2 separate regions of the Homo sapiens genome follow, and region 1 is linked to region 2. The links are chromatin loops, found by intact Hi-C in ENCODE. Cell type or tissue: CD14-positive monocyte. All regions are shown on one strand. Each heading gives the region's core, and the rest is flanking DNA. Links, peaks and the distances in the headings are about the cores only. Region 1 has its middle 10 kb from the start of USPL1. Region 2 has its middle 61 kb from the start of USPL1.

Region 1 (8,841 bases), core at 636-8,635, 51 kb after region 2:
TTAGCAACTTATCTTTTTACTAAAAAGTCATCCCTCAGTATCTGTGGGGAATTGGTTCTAGGACTCCCTAAGGATATCAAAATCTGCATGAGCAGCCCAGGTGAGACCAGCAGAAGCACTTTACAGTCACCTACAGGATCATGACAAATAATAAATCATGTTTAAGCCACAAAGTCCTTTACATAAAATGGTATAGTATTTGCATATAACCTACACATCTTCCTGTATCCTTTAAATCATCTCTAGTTTATAATACCTCATACGATGAAAATACTACGTAAATAGTTGTTATACTGTATTGTTTAGGGAATAATGACAAGGAAAAAAGTCCACGCGTGTTCAGAATAGATGCTTTTTTTTCTCGTCTAATATTATGGATCCACAGTTGGTTGAATCCACAGATGTGGAATCCATGGATACCAAGGAACGACTGTATGCATTTTGACAATTATACTTCTCATCTTACCATGCATTCAACAAACAGAACATGTAAAGCGGTGATAATGCTGTGATGAAAAATAAAGCAGGGGAAGAGGCTGCATCCATCTAGTGGAAACGATGCCCTTTTCAATCTGCACAAAGAGAAAAAGCTGCTCTCCAAGTTGGGGGGTGGGTGGGTCAGGTATGTAAATTGGTCAGGAAGGGATCTGTAGGCACTTACAGATTTGACGCTAATGAGATGGGAAGCCACAGGAAGGTTGTGAAGAAAAGACAAGACATGATCTGATTCATGTTTTGATCTGATACACTGGTTGCTAGATGGAGAATAAGCTGCATGGCGGTGAGAGGAAGCAGAAACAATAGGAGGGTAATGCTATAATCCAGTGGTCCATAATCCAATATCCCCCCAAGGAACAGTTCGGCAATGTCTGGTGACATTTCTGGCTGTCACAACTGTTGGGGCGGAGTGCTACTTGCATCTAGCAGGTAGAAGCTAGGGATGCTACTAAACATCCTACAATGCACAAGACAGCCCTTCCCCCAACATTGCTGGCCCAAAACGTTGATAGTACCAAGGCTGAGAAACTCTGTTATAATCTGTCCTAGAATGTAGCTTGGATTGAGATGGCAGTGGTAAGAGCTGGAGAAGTGCTTAGCTTCCCAATGTTTTTTTGTTTGTTTGTTTTTGAGACGGAGTCTCGCTCTGTCGCCCGGGCTGGAGTGCAGTGGCGTGATCTCGGCTCACTGCAAGCTCTGCCTCCTGGGTTCACGCCATTCTCCCACCTCAGCCTCCCGAGTAGCTGGGACTACGGGCGCGTGCCACCACACCCAGCTAATTTTTTTGTATTTTTAGTACAGACAGGGTTTCACCATGTTAGCCAGGATGGTCTCCATCTCCTGATCCCGTGATCCACCCACCTCGGCCTCCCAAAGTGCTGGGATTGCAGGCGTGAGCCACCGCGCCCGGCCTGAATGTTTTTAAAGTACTGGTGACCATATTCGCTGAGGGATTAAATGTAAGGTATGAGGGGAAAATAGGAATCAGACACCAGGGTTTACTGCCTGAGCAATGAGAAGAACGACGTTCCTCATACGGAGATGAGGAAGAATGTGGAATAGCAGGTAAATAGCATGTGCTTGCTTTGTTTGGGGCTGTGCAGAAGAGACTGATGGGACCAACGTGCTCAGTTCTGGATATATTAAACTTGGAATGCCTATTTGGCACCAAGTGAATGTATCAGGTAGGCAGATGGATAAATGAGTCTGAAGTTCAGGGGAGAGGCTGGGGTGGCAATATGAACTTGGGAGTCTCCACATCTGAATAGTATTTAAAGCTATACAACAGGATAAGGTGATTTAGGAACTAAACACAAATTGAGACGAGATCCGAGCCCAGAGGCACTCCGATGTTTAAAAAAGAGGAGGAACCATCAAAAGATACTAAGGAGAAGCCAAGAAGTAGGAGAACTGAGAGTCTGAGAGAATCATTATACTCATTTGATCGACTGCAACAAATGCTGCTTAGAGGTCAAGCAAAATGAGGACTAAGCAAGGACCACCAGGTCTGGCAACATGGAGGCCAATGCCGACGTGGAAATGAGAGTTTTGGTGGGAAGACAGGAATAAAAGTCTCACAGGTCTGAATTCAAGAGAGAGAACAGCAGAAGAAGGGTAGAGGTGGTAGCCATAAACAATGATACATTCTCTTGAGGCCTTTTCTTGCAAAGCTCAGTGAAGAAACATGGTTCCAGAGAGGGATTTTTTTTTCTCTCATTTTACATATGCAAACATATAAAAAAGCTGAAAGAATTGTTTGACAACCACCCTTATTCTTACCACAGATTCAACATTTAATGCCATATGTTTTCCCTGTATGTACTGTGTATTGTTTGAGGATAACTTCCCCTCTAAATATACCTCGGATGTATCTCCTAAAATAAGTCCATTCTCCTACATAGCCATAGTAACCATGAACACACCTAGGAAAATTAAAAATATATTCTCAAATATATTATATAGCTGGGTATATTACAATTTCCCCAATATGTGATTTGCAAACCAGGATCAAGTCAAAGTCCATGCACAGCATTTGGTTGTCATGTGTCTTTGGTCTCTATTAATAATGATGACTGTTTGAAAAGACCTGTCCTATAGAATAAATTTGACTGATTATGTCATGCCATTGAACTTGTTTTTCTATTCTAGAAGGATAGTTTTTTAGGGTAGTGAATACATTTATTACTCTTGGCACAATAGTCTAACATTTCCCAATTTCCTTATATCTCTGCCCTTTCATTTTCAGAAAATCAATTATTCCAAGATTTGTTTTTCATTTATCATCACTTATTAGCTCTGAAGACTCAACTGAGCAACTTTCAGGGTTTATATACCCTATATTCAGAAAAAAACTACTACCATCTCTCATTTACCCTAAGAATTCATAGGAGAGCATGTCTTAAAGCTGATCAATAACCAAACCAAACATTTTATTGATCATATTACATTTGGAAAGCAAAATGAATTTCCTAAAATTTCTTCCCTGATTAGCAAAATAGTGCCTCCGAACACTTGAGGGTGAAAGTTGTTGTCAAATATGCCTACATGACTGGAAATTATGACATCCAAATGAGTTCACTGGGTCTGATAATAATATGCTCTACATGCTTATGTCTATGTAATAAACAGCTTACATCTGGATGAGAAAATTGATTATACAAATATTTGGGCTTCTACAACTGGTCACTCATCTGTAAGTACTTAAAGCAACTTAAAATGCAAACTGACCTAACAATGCTTATGGTTAGAATTCCAAAGAATGTTTAGGCATTGTCAGGTTATGTTAAAACATCTTCTGCCACAATCTTCAAGTGATTTATCTTTTCTGTTGTGTTGAATAGCTATAGAAGACAAATGAATTCTGCACTCCTGAATTCAATGAACATTTCAAGTTTCCTCACTTACACTGTAAGATTACGTAGCATATTTTAAGAAATAAATTATAATCATTTTATTTCACTTATTGAACTTCTTTTAAGCTTTGGCATTAGAATTTTAATCAAAGCACTGCCACTTGCTTACAGTGATGGTTTTTAGGCTCTTTGGGCCTATGGACTATTTCAATGACCTTCACTAGCCATCTAGTCCACCTTATCCTAATTATTACCACTGCAAAAGAAACCCTCACTTGAATAAATCAGTAGATGGGCATGAGGCACCTCCCAGGAGACTATAATTATTAACTCATACTAAAATCAAAATTGTAGCTATTATCACTCATATGGTTTGGCTCTGTGTCTCCACCCAAATCTCATCTTGAATTGTAATCCCCACGTGTCAAAGGAGAAGCCTGGTGCGAAAGGACTGGATCATGGGGGCGGCCTTCCCCCTTGCTGTTCTTGTGAAAGAGTTCTCCGATGGTTTAAACGCATGGGACTTCCTCCTACTTGCTCGCTCTCTTCTGCCACCATGTAAGATGTGCCTTGCTTCCCCTTTGCCTTCTGCCATGATTTTAAGTTTCCTGAGGCCTCCCCAGCCATGCAGAAATGTGAGTCAATTAAACCTCTTTTCTTTGTAAATTACCCAGTCTCAGGTAGTTCTTTACAGCAGTGTGAAAATAGACTAATACAATCACCTTATGGTAAGTCTGTCTATAAATCACCTGAACTTTCACAGACTATCTAGAAGAACATGTAACCAGAGTAGTTCTTGATCATGCTATATAAATTACTGATACAGAAATAGAGCTAGACAGGAAGGGGCTGGTAGTAGAGAATCATCCTCTGGACATATTCTCACAGCCTAATCTCTAGCTAGCAAATTTTATAATATATATAAAAATACAATTATTTCACAAAATTACCATGAAACGATTTTATTGGGATATTAGACATTACTGAATTACTTGTTCTGTGAGGTATACAGTGAAATTAACATGTTATAAAATTGTGGTAGCCGGCCCCCAAGATGGCCTCCAATGAATCCTTCACCTCTTGGTATTCATACCTTTGTGTAGGTAGGTCTGTGTAACCCATAGAATACAGCACAGTGACAGTAGGTCACTTCCGAGGTTAGGTTGTGAAAGACACTGTGGTTTCTGCCTCTCTCTCAGATCACGTGCTCTGGGGGAAAAGCCAGGTGTCATTTTGTGAAGACACTCAAGCAGCCTTTAGATGACTGCAACCACATAAGAGGCTCCGAACTGGAGCCACTCAGCTAAACCACTCCCAGATTCCTGACCATGTATCATTTCATACACAATGTATGAAATGACAAATGTCTGTTGTTTTAAGCTGTTTGGGGAATAATTTGTTACATAACAAAATATAACTAATACAATAATACATACTGATTTAACTGAAGTTGTAACTTCATAACTTATTTAGGTACTAAAAATCACAGCAACCCGATGCAAAGTACTAAAAAAAAAATCCATTAATACCTATTGAGTACTGTTGAGGGCATGAGGAAAGCTCTTTCATACTCCACATAAAACTTCCTTACCGTAATATTCATGGCTGACCTCTACTCTTAACTCCTTTCTAGGATAGGAGGGGCTAACTGATCTGACAGCAAGTTTGGGAGAAAAAATTCTGAGGCTCGGCCAACTTCCTCTCTTCTTTCCATTTGGGATTTGGCTGACTGAAGAGGGTCATTTGTTTTGGCCTGCTCTCTTACACAGTAAATGTAGTGGGACAAGCTCTATTCTTGTTGATAGAAAAACTCGAATTTTAAATCTGCCTAGTTCTTTGCAGCTCGTTGTTGCTCCAAATCTCAGCTACCTTTTGAAACAACTTTTTTCAGTAAACTTAATTTCAATCTTCATGTGATTTAACTGGATCCAAACACAGGCAGATAAAAAAGGTGGGGCATTACTTATCAACCTCTAAACTAAGTTTAATTTTGTGCCCTCATGGAGTTTATAGTATATTTGAGGTTTAAACTAAAACACCTGGTTTTAAACAGAAACTATAAAAAACACGATTAATAGGTGAGGCCGGGCGCGGCGGCTCACGCCTGTAATCCCAGCACTTGGGGAGGCCAAGGCGGGTGGATCACGAGGTCAGGAGATCAAGACCATCCTGGCTAACACGGTGTGAAACCCCGTCTCTACTAAAAATACAAAAAATTAGCCCGGCGTAGTGGTGGGAGCCTGTAGTCCCAGCTACTCAGGACGCTGAGGCAGGAGAATGGCGTGAACCCGGAAGGCGGAGCTTGCAGTGAGCCATTGCGCCACTGCACTCCAGCCTGGGTGACAGAGCCAGACTCCGTCTCAAAAAAACAAACAAACAAAAAACAAATAGGTGAAAGGCCGTGATCATTGGTAAGCGTAAGAAAATCTGAGGGAGAAAAAAATATAGATGCCCAGGCCCCATGCCAAACTCATGGAATCATGCATGAAACCCAAGCAGCTGCAGTTTTAACAAGTTCCCAATATATAGTTGACCCCTGAACAATGCAGGTTTGAACTGCCTGGGTCCACTTATAAAATGGATTTGATTTTTTTCAATAAAAGTTACACCGAGTGTGCCTGCCTCTCCTCCCTCCCTCCCTACATGCTCCTGCTCTTAAGCCTCTGCCATGAGGCTTAAGACAGCAAGAACAACCCGTCCTGTTTATTTCAATAGTTTTGGGGGGTGCAGGTGGTTTTTGGTTACATGGATAAGTTCTTTAGTGGTGATTTCTGAGATTTTAGTGCAACTGTCACCTGAGCAGTGTACACTGTATCCAACATGTAGTCTTTTAACCCCCATCCAACCTTCTTCCCCAACCCGAATCCCCAAAGTCCACTGTATGATTCTTATGCCTCTGTGTTTTTATAGCTTAGCTCCCACTTTTAAGTGAGAACATACCATTTTTGGTTTCCCATTCCTGAGCTACTTCACTTAGAATACTGGCCTCCAGCTCCATCCAAATTGCTGCAAAAGATATTATTTCGTTCCTTTGTATGGATGAATAGTATTCCACGATGTACATAAACATTTTCTTTATCCACTCAGCTCCTCTTCAGTCTACTCAATGTGAAGGTGACAAGGACGAAGATCTTTATGATGATCCATTTCCACTTAATGATTAGTAAATATACTTACTTTTCCTTATGATTTTCTTAGTAACTTTTTTTCTCTAACTTACTTTATTGTAAGAATACAGTATATAACACATATGACATACAAAATACGTTAGTCAACAATATATGCTATCAGTAAACTTCCAGTCATCAGTGGGCTATTAGCAGCTACGTTTTTTGGGCAGTCAAAAGCATGGGGAAGGAGAGGGTGGTCCCTAACCCCTGTGTTGCTCAAGGGTCAATTGTAATAATACCCATTTAAGAATCCATGGTATATATGGTAAGTGCAACAACTCTAGAAGAGAGTGCTAGGAGTTGGAAAAGGAAAGAGAAAACAGAATTTAAAGCAATCTGTAAAGGACATGCAGGGTTTAGATGAGGTGGAAGGGTGAGGGAAAACCAACATCTGCTGTGAGGGCATATTAACTGCCAGACATTGTTCTATGTCTTACCTCATTTAAGAGAATTTCATTTCACACATGGAAAAACTGAAGCCCAGAGAGGTTAAATAATTTGCCTGAGGCCAAAATTAGTTAAATAACAGAAGTGGGATTAGTAGATGTTTTCATTTTATCAGTGAAACTGAGCCTCAGGGAGGTTAAATATTTTGTATGAAGTAACAAAACTGAGATTAATATATGGCCAAGTTTAAATGAGATCTGTAAATCTAATGCCTACACTAAAACAAAAAAAAAAAAGTGGGAAGAAAAGGTCTATATTGCTTAGCAAAACAGAGGTAGGGAAGCAAAAATAAACTTACAAAATCAGATTAGACCACCAAAAAACAGTCCCCATTTTAACTTATGTGGTGAGAACCATATATTAAAGACCACCAGTGGCTTAAAAATCTTTTTAAAAAATGAATCTGTTTTCATTATTCATTAGTTTTTATCTAATGAATAATGTATCTTAACTGATACATTTACTAAACAATTACCAGCTCCAATTAGCACTCAGTTACAATTCAATCATTAAACTGACCCTCAATTTAGCTGTCAACCTAGTCAAAACAGTTAAGTGATTTTACGGTCATCCTCAGTTGCAGAAGTATAATGTTTATGGCTGGAGTCATTTTATTTTTAACTAACATTTTTTAAAAAGATTGCTTTGTAACAATGTGTTATGAGTCCTTTGTGGTAAATACTGCTTTTTTTTTGAGACGCAGTCTCGCTTTATTGCCCAGGCTGGAGTGCAGTGGTGCGATCTTGGATCTGAGGCTCCTGCCTCAGCCTCCTGAGTAGCTGGGACTACAGGCATGCGCCAACGTGCCCAGCTAATTTTTTGTTTTTTTAGTAGAGATGGGGTTTCACCATGCTGGCCAGGCTGGTCTCGAACTCCTGACCTCGTGATCTGCCCACCTCGGCCTTCCAAAGTGCTGGGATTACAGCTATTTTAAGGACTTTTTAAAAAGTGAAGCTAAACATTTATTCATCCCTATTCCTCATCTATAGGGACTTGTGCTCTATTTTTCTTTGAAGACTGAAGTAAAAATTCACCTTTGTGAGGGTCTTCCTATAATTAAAATTAATCATTTTTTCCTCCATAGCTTCTACAAAACATTGCCTGTACAACTCTATTTAGCACTTATTTCATCCCGCCTTGTATGAAAACTATTTGTTTACAAACGTTTCTACTTCTCTTTAGGAATAAGGACTATGCATTATTCACTGTTGTATTCTCCCTGCATTTATGGCAGTCCTTTGCACATTAAATACAAGCTTTTTGGCTCTGTGCATCTCTTCATCTGGCTGTTCATCTGTACCCTTTAAAACATCCTTTATTAAAAAAACAGTAAATGTAAAAAAAAAAAAAAGCCATTGATGAAAAAGTTAATAGCTTTCTCAATAAGAAAAGAGTATCAATTATGCATACGTCTGAACTAACAAACATGAATGAAATAGGCTATTTAATACATTCTGTTTTAAAAGTAGGTTTGGTCAGCCATGTAAATTGAAAATTGGGAGCCACCAAGATAACTCATCAACAAATATGCACTATGTACTAGGCACTATATAGATGATGGTGAACCAAACAGATGTAATCCTTGCTCTTACAGATCTCACAACCTACTATGGGGCCAAAAATATATGTGTATGTGTGTGTGTTATACATATATACACACACATACATGTATATATACATATACACATACACATATATACATACGCACACATACACATATATACACACACATACATATGCTATGAGGAAAACAAACAGGTGGTGAGAAAGAATTAGAGTAGGGGTAGAGGACAGAGGGCTCCTCAAATAGGGTGGACAGCTTGACACAAGACACTCGAGCTAAGACTCCAAGGATGAGAAGACAGTTATGTAAA
Region 2 (8,841 bases), core at 535-8,534:
CTTCTTCTACCTTGTGCGGATGCAACCTCACAGCACCTGCTTTTGGCCTCTGCCCCTAGTTTCTGGCCCCAGGGCTACATTGGAGCTGTGACACAGGAGTCCCATGGGAACCACTTGGCACTCAGATATGGACAATCTGGAAATGCAGGACAGTTAAGGCCTGTAAGCTTGCCCTGACCACTGAGGGACAGGAGCTCATAGAAAAAATGCTTGTCTCATTTTTAGCCCAGGGTGGCCAATTCTGAGATGCATGTTAAAAGGTTCCTCAGAAGCTCCCACAGGATCAAGTAGCAGATATTCATAATGGTTGCCAATTTGAAAGGGACCCTTGGGTTGGCTTTCTCTCCTTCCGGGGGGTCATTCTTCTGTCTTATCACAGTCTATTCCTTGGTGTCACATTCCCAAATAAACTCCCTACCTACCTCCAAGTTGTTTGTACAGGCTTTGCTTTCGGGAGAGCCCAGACTAAGACAATGTGGTAACGTAAAAGACTGGTGGCTTGGGAGCCAGACAGACCTGACTTTGAAACCAAGTTTGCTCATTCACTAGCCATGACCTTGGGCACATAATTTAACTTCTCTCAGCCTCACTCTCTTCACTTTATAATGAAGATAATACTTTATAGGAGTATGGTAATGACTTCATAGGGGTATGGTAATTAGAAATTTACCAAATATATATATGAATAGAATATATACAACTTCCTTGAGTAATGATTGACTATAATAAACCACATTGAGTGTCTGTCCAGCTTAGGAGCCAACCTCACTCTTCCATTTCTCTTAAGATTCACTATTTGTCCCAGCCATGCCCACCATCATTGAGCGGGAGTTCAAGGAGTTGGATGCTCAGCATCGCTGGCAGCTGCCGTACTTGGAAATTCGAAATGAGTCCCATGACTATCTTCATAGAGTGGCCAAGTTTCCAGAAAACAGAAATCGAAATAGATACAGAGATGTAAGCCCATATGATCACAGTCGTGTTAAACTGCAGAATACTGAGAATGATTATATTAATGCCAGCTTAGTTGACATAGAAGAGGCACGAAGGAGTTACATCTTAACACCGGGTCCACTTCCTAACATGTGCTGCCATTTCTGGCTTACGGTTTGGCAGCAGAAGACCAAAGCAGTTGTTGTGCTGAACCGCATTGTGGAGAAAGAATCGGTTAAATGTGCGCAGTACTGGCCAACAGATGACCAAAAGATGCTGTTTAAAGAAACGGGATTCAATGTGAAGCTCTTTCAGAAGATGTGAAGTCATATTACACAGTACATCTACTACGATTAGAAAATATCAATAGTGGTGAAACCAGAACAATATCTCACTTGCATTATACGACCTGGCCAGATTTTGGAGTCCCTGAATCACCAGCTTCATTTCTCAATTTCTTGTTGAAAGTGAGAGAATCTGGCTCCTTGAACCCTGACCATGGGCCTGCAGTGATCCATTGTAGCGAAGGCACTGGGTGCACGGGCACCTTCTCTCTGGTAGACGCTTGTCTTGTTTTGATGGGAAAAGGAGATTATATTAACATTAAACAAGTGTTATTGAACATGAGAAAATACTGAATGGGTCTTATTCAGACCCCAGATCAACTGAGATTCTCATACATGGCTATAATAGAAGGAGCAAAATGTATAAAGGTAGATTCTAGTATACAGAAACGGTGGAAAGAATTTTCTAAGGAAAACTTAGCTCCTGCTTTTGATCATTCACCGAACAAAATAATGACTGAAAAATACAATGGGAACAGAATTGGTCTAGAAGAAGAAAAACTGACAGGTGACCGATGTACAGTAAATGCAAGATACAATGGAAGAGAACAGTGAGAATGCTCTACGGAAACATATTCTAGAGGACAGAAAGGCCACCACAGCTCAGAAGGTGCAGCAGATGAAACAGAGGCTAAATGAGAACGAACAAAAAAGAAAAAGGCCAAGATAGACACCTAATATTCATGACTTGAGAATATTCTGGAGCTATAAATTTTGAACCACTGATGTGCAAAACAAGACCTGAAGCCCACTCCAGAAACTAAAGTGAGGCTTGCTAACCTTCTAGATTGCCTCACAGTTGTTTGTTTACAAAGTAAACTTTACATACAGGGTATGAGGAGCACCCACCAGCAGAAGACTTTGCAGAACCTTACATTGGATGTGTCGTTGTGTTTTTTTTTTTTTTTTTTTTTTTTTGAGACGGAGTCTCTGCTCTGTTGCCCAGGCTGGAGTACAGTGGCGCGATCTCGGCTCACTGCAAGCTCCGCCTCCTGGGTTCACGCCATTCTCCTGCCTCAGCCTCCGGAGTAGCTGGGAATACAGGCGCCCGCCACCAAGCCTGGCTAATTTTTTGTATTTTTAGTAGAGATGGGGTTTCACCGTGTTCGCCAGGATGGTCTCGATCTCCTGACCTCGTGATCCGCCCGCCTCGGCCTCCCAAAATGCTGGGATTACAGGCGTGAGCCACCGCATTGGCCTGTTAAGTGTTTTTAATGGGTGTATGAAACGTAGAAATATGTAAAAGAAATAAATTAGGAGAGATTAATTTGTGTTGTACTGCCATTCCTACTGTATTTTTATACTTTTTGGCAGCATTAAATATTTTTGTTAAAGAGTCAAAAAAATTTACTACTTGTCCCATCAGTTTCCTGGGATGGGTTCATGTACTCACAATTTTACTAGATTTTGTGACTATTAGCAACCACAATTCTAGCTACTGCATTGACTATTACACTAATATACAGAATAAACAATGCCTATAATTATTTTTAAAAAGAATCATCCTAAATTTACAAAAAGACAAACCGCATTTCCATAATATATTGTCTAAATTTCAGGAAGAAATTCTCAACCTTTGAATGACAGATTTAAGAAAACTAGTTTAGATATCAATATCTCATTGGAATATGTTGTTTTGTTTATACCTCAGGTTTTCAAAGCTTTGGGACCTCAAAAGTAGTCCTTATTTAAAAACTGCTACTCGTAACCATAGTCTCCATCGTCAAAAAGGAATGTATAAGGATTATTATGCTTGAAATATTAATCTGTATGGGTCTTACAAGATACTCCAGGTTGCTTATATGCTTAGTGGGAAATGAGAATTATTCAAAAGAAAAATTCTATTTTCCCAATGGGAGAAGTGTCCAAAAGTTTCAAAGATGTCAGAAAAATCAGCTTTTGGAAGCTGCTGCCACAATTGTCAATAAGCAGGAGATACCAGTATGTCTTCAAAGAGAGAATTCATTGAAACAAGTCATTGAGGCTGGGCGTGGTGGCTCACGCCTGTAATCCCAACACTTTGGGAGGCCAAGATGGGCAGATCACCTGAGACTGGGAGTTTGAGACCAGCCTGACCAACACAGTGAAACCTTGTCTCTACTAAAAACACAAAAATTAGCCAGGTGTGGTGGTGAGCAACTGTAATCCCAGCTACTCGAGAGCTGAGGCAGGAGAATTGCTTGAGCCCGAGAGGTGGAGGTTGCAGTGAGCCGAGATCCTGCCACTGCACTCTAGCCTGGGCAACAAGAGAGAAACTCTGTTTCAAAAAAGAAAACAAAACAAGTCATTGATAGTATAACGAAGAGATATCTGCATCCCATGTCTACTGCAGCACTATTCTCAATAGCCAAGATATGGAGTCAACCTAGGTGTCCAACAACAGATGAATGAATGAAGAAAATGTGATATATACACACTATGGAGTATTATTCAGCCATAAAAAAGAGTGAAATCCCATCGTTGATGGAATATAGATGAAACTGGAGGACATTATTTTAAGTGAAAAAAGCCAGGAACAGAAAGTTAAACAGTGCATGTTCTCACTCATATGCGAAAGCTAAAAAAAGTTGATCTCATAGAAGTAAAAAGTAGGACAGAGGATACTAGAGGCTGGGACGAGAGTGACAGAGAGATTTGTTAAAAGATACAAAATTATAGCGAGATAAGAGAAATAAGTTCTAGTGTTCGACAGCACTGTAGAATGACTATAGTTAATAATAATACAATATATAGTTTCAAATAGCTGGAAGGATATTGCACATTCTCAACATAAAGAAATGATAAACATATGAGATGGTGGATGTGCGAATTACCCTGATCTGATAACTATAAATTATATGTATGGAAATATAATTATGTGCTCTCAAGAATATGTACAATTGGTATTTGTCAATTTAAAAAATAAATCTAAAAACTGTATCATTGAATCCTTAAGATGCTAAAGTTCATTTACTTATATAACAAATTAAAAAATTATTTCTTATGCTGTTTTTCAAAAATCATAGCTTTTATGACTTTACATAAATATATCTAAAATAATAATTGTATGATATGTTTTTGTAGTCTAATAAAATTTGCACTGAATTCCAATTTTTTAAGGGTATCTTTTTCCATGTTTTCATCTTTATTTTTATATGGGAAGTTCTAACTGAAATAAGGTGCTCCTCAGTTCTAGGAGTTAACCCTAAAAGTAATCAATGTGATCCTCCTCAACGCGAGTTCCAGAGCTAAAAAGAATGCCTAGTCTATGTTCCTTTGCGTTTTTGTTTTATTTTATTTAAATGTCTGTCTACCTGGTCCCCTTGATTAGGGAGCAAGCCTCCAAGGGTCAAAACCATGTTTCATGTCTCTGCGGCCCAGTGCCTAGCACAGAGCTCTGTCCATATCTGCACTCCAATAAATGTTGACCTAAGACTCTTACACTTACAGATTCACCTTGTAGATAAAAGGGCTTTGGAAGTCATCTAACCCATTCCCTTAACTCTCTATCCTACTTCACCAACAACCAGCTTTTGCAAGACACTTCCAGGGGAAGAGTCTATGCCGAGACAAATGATTTCATTAACCATCACAAAGCTAATTGTTACCTGATTCTTAAACTTGGTCCAACCTTGCCTCTTTTTAGTCTTTGACTGAATAGCTCTAGTTCTCACCTAAAGAGTTATATGAAATACAGTTCCAGAAAGAGAAGCGGATGTTAAGAAGAGAGCGAGACAGGGCACAGAATAGACTTGAACCTCATGTCTATCAATTCGGTATGTGTTCATGTGGTTTCTGACTCTAGAACAGTTATGCCAGTGTCCCTGAGGTTCCTGTGCTTGGCTCCCTCCTTTTTTCACATGTCTGGCATCTCTTGTGTATGCCTGAGAAGGATCCATGCTAAAATTGTAATGACATATATACCTAAATTAGCAGCATACAACTTCCAAAAACCGAGCCTATGCAAGAGCTATTAAAAAAAAAAGGATAATGAAGAGAACAGGATTTGAGTTGCTGCTTCTTGTGTTTCCCTTGGAGCCTTCCCAGGCAAATATGGATCAGAAAGCTTTTCTTGTCAATTCTAATTTGTGGTAGTCTAGAAACTTAACCCTTGCTACTTTGATCGCCTGATTTCATCTTTCAATGGAAAGGTAAAAATGATAAAATAAAACAATATTCTAGATACACTGTTCTCTGTAATTTGATGCAATTCAGTTTATATTCACTTGGCAAAAGTGAACAGTGCTGAATTTTAAGAACTAGTGTCTATATCTTACATCTCATTCTTAGCCAAAAGTGTGGAGTTTAAAACCATTTGCTCACCAAGACCTCAGCAGAAAATTTTTTAAAAAAATAACTGAAATGAAAACATAAGTCATGTAAAAAAAGATTTTTTTTTTAAGATGAAAAAATGTTCAACCTTGCTGGCTTTAGAGAAATAGGCATTAAAATGTCCGGGCTTTTAGCAATAATCCTAGTTGTTAGTGAAACACCAAGTCTGTCTCTAACAGCCATGGGCTATGAAACCTTCCTTTTTCCAAAAAGACATTCTGACAGATAGAATCAAGCCATTCAAGTGTCCCCCAGATACTGCAAATGTTGATCCTCAAAACCCCAGGAGCTTTCTTTCCTTATTCCCCTAGAGCAATAGTTTTCAAGTGTGATCCTGAACTTGTTAGAAATGCAAATTCTTGGGCCCCACCCCAGACCCACTGAATCAGAAACTCTGGGAGTAGGGCCGAGAAATGAGTTTTTCACAAGCCTCCAAGGGATTCTGATGCACGGTAAAATTTGAGGACCACCAATGCAGATGGATTATAATCTTCTTGAGGGCAAGGACCAAACTTGTTGAAGGTTAACCCTGGCTCGTGACTCACAGTAGGTGTTCAGAATGTGTTGAATGAATAAATGATCTGTACACTTTTCCAGAAAGCTCTGAATCTATAGTTACTTTTAATTTTTAAAAATATCTTTTGAGGACTTCTCTAGAAATAGGTGAGTCTGTTTCTTACATTGCCAAATGTACCTGGGGTGGGGGGTGCGGGTGGAGGAAAAATTGCCCCTGTTGAGAAGCACTGCCTTAGATCATTCCTTACCAAGGTACGTTAGGCACTGGCCTCACTCCAAGGCCAGTGCTTCCTGTGCTTCTAGAGTGGCTAGGGAAGCACACTATGGGACAACCTTTCCTCACCATTGACAATGGTCATTTACAAGACCATGGCTTATTTTACAGGGTGAACTCCCAATCCCGGTAAGATGGCCCGAGTTTCATTGCTGGTTTACTAGTTTTGCTTCCTTGGGCAGTGAATTTAAATAACCTGTCAAAAGAATGAAGTGATGGAAGCCAGACTCAAACCAACTGTGTACTCTGTCCACACCTCTTCAGCAATATGGCATATTGCAAAGTAGTGTTCAGAGATGTGCGTGTAGTAGGCTGCCTGCTCTAACACATGAGATTAAATTTAGATAGCCACATAGGGAAATCAGTTTTTAAGAAAGCGGATGGAATTCAGCTGCAAATAGATGGACACCTGGAATTCTGGGAAGTTCTAGCTGCTGCTGCTCAACTAAGGCATAACTGAACTCAAGATTTACAAAAATGTATTTCAGCCCAAGTCTCTCCATAACTACTAACAAGGGACTGAGGAGAAGAATTTATATTAAAAGGATAAAAATATCTACACTTGGAAACAGCAGATTGTGAAAGGGTATGTGACTGACAATTATTAAACAATTAAGAGTATGACTAAGATGAATATGCATTCATTCACCAAAATCTCATATTCCCAAAAAGCAGGAAAGGTAGTACAGTGAGATGGATGATGCCTTCACATGACTCAGATGTCACGTGTTTCTCACCATTGAGACCCCCAAGGCACCCCCTCCCAGCATTTACCAGAATGTGTGTGTAACTATTTACAGTGATTTGTGTAATTATTTGATTGTTTCTCTTGTATCCTGTAGCAATGAGGGTAGAGATTATATCCCACCTACCACTGCAGCTCCAGGATCCAGCTTCACAAACATTTGTTGAATGAATGAATAAGAAAAGAGGACACCCCCAAAGAGGCTGCAAGGGAAAAAGCTACAAAGACAGAAGCACCAGGAAAAAGTAGGGTCATGTAAGTCAAAGCAGGAAAAAAGTTCCATGGTGGGGTGGTCAGCAGTGTCTAATGCCACGAAGGCACAAAGTAGGATAAAGGTTAAAAATCAGCCTTTGGTTTTGGCAAATATGAAGCTTATCGGTAGCCTTAGCGAGAACAATTCCATCAGGGAGCAGAAGCTAACTGCAGTGGGTTGAGTCATCAAGCAGGCATAAGGAAGTAGGGATACCCCATTATAAGCTACTCTTTCAAGAAGCTCAAATCTGAAGGTTAGGAGAATTAGGTCAGTAGCTAGAAGGAAATGTGGAGTCGAGGGGCTGTTTTTCCTCCCAAGGAGTATAAAGGTGTAACGTTGCATGAAACCACTTCAGACAAAGGCCGATATCAATAGAGAAGTTAAAACGCACGCCTCAAGATTTGGGAAGGCTTGGGGTTGGGCTTAAAGAGGTAGGAGCATATTTCCTATCCTAGGACAGAGAATAAAGAAGAAAGGATAGGTTCCCATGGAGATAAATTTCTAAGTGTTAAAGAAGAGGCTCAGAAAATTCTAGCATGATAGGCTCACTTTTTTCTTTTTCCATGAAGGAGATGGCAAAGTCAACTGACATGAGAAAGGTGACAATACTGATGGGTTGAAGAGCGATGGACATTTGAAATAACTTCTTAGACCAGTAGAGGCTGGAGTTCATAAATCAGAACTGGCTACAGGTTATATATGTTTTTTTTTTTTTCTCCAACAGCATAAGATAACAGAGCGAAGTCTGTAGAAATGAAAGAAGAGTCAGATGAGGATAGCTGGAGCTAGTGCAAGGAGGGAAGCACCACGGTGGGAGCCAGGTACCCCCTGGATTTATAATTCATACTGAATTCCAACAACAGAAGGGCTCTAAGCAGGAGAGTGACAGATTTCAGAAGACTGAGACACATTTGGTAAAAAAAAGTAGGAGGAAAACCTGATTCTGGAATTAGGGCAGCCAATAGACGGCAGTATTTTCAGAAAGGAGGGAATGGTCAACAGTGACTTTCTAGTCTGGAGCTCAGGAGGAAGAGGCAACTCTACCTGATGGTATTAAGATCATGGAGGTAGCTGAGATCACCTAGCTTGTGTGTGTCAAATGAGAAAAGAAGAAAGAATAGGAGAAGTTCCCCAGGAACACAGACATTAAGTGGGGCTGTGGTGACAACACAAGAAGAGAGGCTTGCAAAGGAGCCTGAGCAGCTGTCATGAGAGAGGTAGGATGGTGGACTCGGAGAAGAGGCAGAAGATGTTCTTAAAGGAAGGACACTGCTGCCAAGTAGTCAGCCAATTGGTGACAAAGAAAGACCCTGTTGCGAGAAAAAAAGTCAGTGAAGTAGTAGGAACGATGACAGATGACACTGGGTTGAAGACTGAGGAGAGAGAAGTGTAAGAGTGGAAGCAGAGGGCAGACCACTCTTCTGAGACACTGAAGAGGCATAGTTAGAAATAAAGGGGAGTCGCC

The links. A loop is a pair of places that touch in the nucleus more often than their neighbours do. Peaks named below come from ENCODE experiments on the same cell type or tissue, not always from the same donor. Only the 100,000 strongest peaks of a DNase experiment are listed, where the experiment ranks them.
Region 1: it touches region 2 in a loop (6-fold over the local background); 3 of 110 quality-filtered maps call a loop at or near these places.

What each region holds. Positions count from the first base shown.
Region 1 is chr13:30,603,548-30,612,388 of GRCh38, forward strand. It overlaps a transcript of HMGB1 not described here. Among named protein-coding and RNA genes, the nearest start is that of USPL1, 10 kb to the right of the region's middle. RefSeq lists an enhancer at 4,352-4,411. In CD14-positive monocyte, for the core only: no CTCF peak of the experiment used is centred there; a DNase peak (open chromatin) is centred at 3,854.
Region 2 is chr13:30,552,864-30,561,704 of GRCh38, forward strand. It overlaps a transcript of HMGB1 not described here and the pseudogene PTPN2P2. Among named protein-coding and RNA genes, the nearest start is that of USPL1, 61 kb to the right of the region's middle. In CD14-positive monocyte, for the core only: no CTCF peak of the experiment used is centred there; no DNase peak of the experiment used is centred there.